Linked DNA regions of Mus musculus: region 1 is linked to region 2. Evidence: chromatin loops called from intact Hi-C (ENCODE). Cell type or tissue: left cerebral cortex. All regions are shown on one strand. Each heading gives the region's core, and the rest is flanking DNA. Links, peaks and the distances in the headings are about the cores only.

Evidence for each region. A loop is a pair of places that touch in the nucleus more often than their neighbours do. Peaks named below come from ENCODE experiments on the same cell type or tissue, not always from the same donor. Only the 100,000 strongest peaks of a DNase experiment are listed, where the experiment ranks them.
Region 1: a loop joins it to region 2, with 11 times the contacts of the local background. A loop is called at or near these places in 15 of 42 quality-filtered maps.

Annotation. Positions count from the first base shown.
Region 1 is chrX:91,911,375-91,914,199 of GRCm38, forward strand. No RefSeq gene overlaps it. Among named protein-coding and RNA genes, the nearest start is that of Gm5071, 20 kb to the right of the region's middle. In left cerebral cortex, for the core only: no CTCF peak of the experiment used is centred there; no DNase peak of the experiment used is centred there.
Region 2 is chrX:91,421,042-91,423,866 of GRCm38, forward strand. No RefSeq gene overlaps it. Among named protein-coding and RNA genes, the nearest start is that of Gm5072, 30 kb to the left of the region's middle. In left cerebral cortex, for the core only: no CTCF peak of the experiment used is centred there; no DNase peak of the experiment used is centred there.

The sequences.
Region 1 (2,825 bases), core at 128-2,627, 490 kb after region 2:
AGGTTTTGTTTGTTTGTTTGTTTGTTTTTGGATTTTTGGATTTTTTGGATTTTTTTGAGACAGGATTTCTCTGTATAGCTCTGGCTGTCCTGGAACCCACTTTGTAGACCGGGCTGGCCTCGGACTCAGAAATCTGCCTGCATCTGCCTCCCGAGTGCTGGGATTAAAGGTGTGGGCCACCATTCCTGGCTATTTGTGAACTTTTTAATAAATGCAGAAAATATAACTTGCAAATCCTCTTAAACAGCAGTCCATTGTGTGACACAAAGAAAATCTTCACCTAAAAGGAAAAATAAACCTAAAATTCCAAACTTAGAACAGATATACCTATGTGACAAGGTAAAAAGAAAGGAAAACCTACACTTTTTTCTCTCCATTATATAGTCTCCATTTCTGTGAAAAAAAAAAAAAAAACAGTGTGCTCTGCAAATCTACCTTAGGCACAGCTCTATGTGGAAGAAAATTTTTATATGCATGATCTCATTTTGATTTAATATTTGATTTAATTTTGACAATTTTATACATATACCACATACTAATGATTACATTGGCCATCCAAAATGAAGCATTTCATTGGACTTCCTGTCGTCTTTTACTTCCACTTAAAATCTTTGCTTCCACTTTTCTGTGATGTGCCATGGCTCTTTGAAGAAATGACATAGATGTCTCATTTAGGGCTGATCATTCACTAGTCATTTATTTATAGCATTTTGACCAATGATAATTCTCTGTTTTAACCATCACTCACTGCAATAAGAAATCATCCCTGACTAAGGTGGAGAGATGTATCATTATAAGATCATATGTAAGGTGGTTTGGTTACATATCTATTTAGATTAATATTGGTAGTAAGTTATGTTCTAGAGCCTGTGACATTCTCAACCATAGATGTTTGACTTGGGCGTACGATACCAAGTACATATTTCTTCCTCAAGAGGCAGTTTCAAGTCCAATTAGGAAGTAATTAGGAAGTAGTAACCTGAAAATAGTGGGAATACCTTGCCAAACAGGTTAATATAGTAATACTAAGGATCCATGGCTTGGTGAGAACCTTGAGGTCTTTCTTCTCCCAGCAGCCTGTGTAGCACCTTCGGACACTGCCAATGTTTTATGATTGGTTCCTTTTCCAGATTTCTTCTCTGAACTGTAAGATGCACTAACTGATTGGTCCTTGCTTACAAGTCCATTGTATTCACCAGTTTCACCATGCAGCATTACTCAATCAATCTCCAAACCAACAGTCAAAAGTAAAGTAATGCATGCATACTTGATTATGTGCTCCATGGTACCTTAATCAGATGTTGTAGAATCATTTCTAAAATCTTGTCTTCCTTATTCCACATTTTTCTCACCTTCTTTTTCTTATTTGAAGCTGCTGCCAAACTCTACAATTCCTACAGGCAATGGCTGGCCCTTCCTCTTCTTAATCATCTCTAGTAGTGATAGGTAAGAGCTATTCCAACAAATAGAGAAACAGTTTATGTTGGCAGAAAATAGTGAACTGACTAAAACAATGAGGTTCTGGTTTAATTAGTTGTACATTATGAGTAATCAATAGAAAAGGAAGTATATGTGTGTGTATTAAATTTTTCTTGTATACATATCTATGTCAATTGATGTTTTCATTTTGTTTTTTGTTTTGTTTTGTTTTGTTTGTTTGTTTGTTTTTGTTTTTATTTTGTTTTTCGAGACAGGTTTTTTTCTTTGTAGCCCTGGCTGTCCTGGAACTCACTTTGTAGACCAGGTTGGCCTCGAACTCTGAAATCCGCCTGCCTCTGCCTCCAAGTGCTGGGATTAAAGTCGTGCAGCACCATGCCCGGCTTACTGATATTTTCATTATGCAGATCTTGTTTAGGCAACTTTATTCTTGAGAGCTCATGAAGGAAGCATCCCTGAAATGTGAAGTATACACTGTCTCACAACAATAATTTCACTATATAATTTTATTTCCCTTTTTAAATATCCTGTGTAAATACAAATCCCTTTGAATGTAATGAAGGTTTTAAAATACATTTTTATGTTTATGTATATGATTTTTTTTTGCTTAAACATATGCCTATGCACCTTGTGTGTGAAGTGCACAAAGTAGTCTGAAGAGGGAGGACATCAGATTCCTTGGAACTGAAGTTACAGATGGTTATAAGCTACCATATGTGTATTGAGGATCAAACCTAGATTTTCCACAAGAGCAGCCAATGCTCTTATTAGAAAACATTGACACATCTCCCTAGTCCCTATCACTTGTTTAATAAAAATTCTTTATTTAAAATTTGACAATGAGCCATAAATTTACCATGCATACATCATGCTAAGAAACAAACAGCAAAAAACCAACCCATTATTCCTCAATTAAAGAAAAATGAAAACAAGTAAGAAAGTATATCTATACTTTACTTATATGCAAGAAAAGAAATAGATGTGTGCATCCCTTATATTCCATAAAGTCTCCATTACTTAAAACCTGTTATACAGACACAAAATAAAAACTGTGCCTCAGGCCCAATGGGATATGGAAGTTGTGTATCATGCAATTGGAATGAGCCCTGGCCTTAGCAGCAGTGCCATCTCTGACCATGATATTCTTTCCTTCTGTCTCTGATTTGCTGAGGTAGGTATACATTTAAAACCTATGAATCCACTTCACTTAAACAACATACATCTCTCCCAACAAAGCACTCAGCAACATATAACATGGGAGAGAAATGATTTAGTTCAAAATGCCATATTGTAATCCATCATTGCAGGAAATTCAAGACAAACTTCAAGTAGTCACACCTACACTCAAAATCAGAGAGAGAAAGAGAAAGATTTTTAATGAATACATG
Region 2 (2,825 bases), core at 281-2,780:
ACTGTATCCATTCCTCTGTTGAGGGACATCTGGGTTCTTTCCAGCTTCTGGCTATTATAAATAACGTTGTTATAAACATAGTGGAGCATGTCTCCTTCTTACCAGTTGGAACATCTTCTGGGTATATGCCCAGGAGAAGTATTGCTGCATCTTCCAGTAGTACTATGTCCAATTTCCTGTGACAGTACCAGACTGATTTTCTGAGTGGTTGTACAATCTTGCAATCCTACCAGCAATGAATGAGTGCTCCTCTTTCTCCACATCCTTGCCAGCATCTGCTTTCACCTGAATTTTTGATCTTAGACATTCTGACTGGTGTGAGGTGGAATCTCAGGATTGTTTTGATTTGCATTTCTCTGATGATTAAGGATGTTGAACATTTTTTTCAGGTGCTTCTCAGCCCTTTTGTATTCCTCAGTTGAGAATTCTTTGTATAGTTCTGTACCCCATTTTAATGGGGTTATTTAAATTTCTGGAGTCCAGCTTCTTGAGCTCTTTGTATGTATAGAGGACAAATTGGGGAAAAGCCTCGATGTTATGGGCACAGGGAAAAAATTCCTAAACAGAATAGCAATGGCTTGTGCTGTATGATGAAGAATTGATAAATGGGAACTCATAAAATTGCAAAGGTTCTTTAAGGCAAAAGACACTGTCAATAAGACAAAAGGGCCACCAACAGATTGCGAAAGGATTTTTACCAATCATAATCTGATAGAGGACTAATAGCCAGTATCTCTTCTAAGCATCAACAATGAACTCATTGAGAAAGAACTCAGCTGAACAACCTATTTCACATAGGCCCCAATAATATTAAATAAAGCATTCTAGAAGAAACGGAACAAAGCAAACCAAAAAAAAAAAAAAAAAAAATTTTTCTTGAATGAAAACTATGAAACCACAGGCTGAAGAAACCATTAGAAAAATCAAAAGATGCTCCCACAGTGTTTTCCTGAGTTACCATTATAAATGCTGTAAAATGACTTTCCTACCCTAAACAATCGACAGTATCAAATTTCCAAGGAAAATGCTCCCAGAGATAGGTAAGGGGTTACTGAAGGCTCAAACTCCGATGCATACCTCCACTGCTACAGCAGCTCCCTGTGAACATTAGTGCTGCTCTCAGACATTATCACAGAATATTTTTTCACTGTGATTTTCAGCAAATACAGACACTCACAACTTACTAAAGTGTGGAAAACAAGGGATGGTGGAGTGCTGAGTACTACATGCAATAATCCATTTCATACCCTTTTCCCACAAGTCTCACATAAATATCATGGAACAGGGGACAAAAAGATTTTAAGAGCTAGTTAGAAAAGATTGTTTAGTGATACTCGGAAAGGAAAGTCAATTTTTTTCAGCGTGTGACCTCTCATAGATTGTTAATGTGCATATGGGTAGCATTAGTTGGAATTTGTGAGTTCTAAATAAAAGAAGACATGAGGTTGGGAAGGTAACATGCTCAGGGGACATCTGAGTATGGCTGGTGGGGAAGATTAAAATATTATATATATATATATATACATATATATACACATATATGTATAAACACACACACACACACACACACACACACATATATATATATATATATATATATATATATATATATATATATATATATATATATGAATAGAAAAGGAAAAGAGCAATGCTAAAATGTAGAGGAATTCATAAACTTCCCCTAACAGCAAAAGCAACTCTAGGAGATAATACAAAGCTGATAGTAGCACAATAACTAACTTAAAAAAATAATTTAGAACTAGAAATACAAAAACAGAATGTCAATATAAGAACAAAAGTTGCCCAATGGGATGGACTAGACTAATGAAATAATGGAGCTATAGATATATGACTCTTGGAAATCATAAAAAGTGTCTATTGGACAAAACAGAATTTCTTTAACAAACTGTTCTGTGAATAAAAGACAGTCACATAAAACAACTAAAACTAGATACATATTTCACAATGTGTACAAAAATCAACTCACAATTAGACAATGTTAACATAAGATTACTTAATTTGAAGCCATTAAAGGAAAATACAGGGGAAACAACTCAAGATATTGTTGTCTTAGGAAAGTCCTGTCTTAAAAACCAAAAATAAAAACACAACAACAAAAATCTCCAACAATTTCAGAAATGACAGAATTGATGTATGAAAATTAAACAAACTAAAAAGCTTCTGCACAGTAAAATATAAACTGAAAGAAGAAATAGTGGAAATATTTATTATAAGCTGTTAATCTGACATCAAACTAATACTGATAAAGAGGTTAAAAAAAAGGAACACCAAATGATTTTTTAAAAAATCAAATGGGTAGACAGTTGATCTCTGCCAATAACATTCAAGTGAAGAAATACAAATAATAAACATAAAATATGCAAAAGAAAACTTTGAGAATTCATCTTACTCCAGTCAGAATAACACAGATCAAGAAAGCAACCATTAACAACTTCTGGAGTAAATTTGGGCAGAAAAAGGAAACTCATAAAACCTGGGGAGGTCGTATTTTTCAGCTGTCATGGAAATCCTAAAATAAGCTTAAATATATGTTCAGAAATATGACGAAATGGGTAAAAGCATTTTAGCTAAACCTGACAACCTAAATTCAATCCCTAAGATGTACATAGTGGAAGGGAAAAAAGCACTCCTTCAATTTGTGCTTTGACCTCCACAGATACAGAAAGATGTTTAATCATGCCCCCTTTGCATATAAAATAATAAAGAAGGAATTAAAATGTAACGAATATTTAAAAACAGCAACCAAATGATCGAGCTAAACTTTTACAATTTTTTGTTTGCTTAAATTTCTTTTTAATATG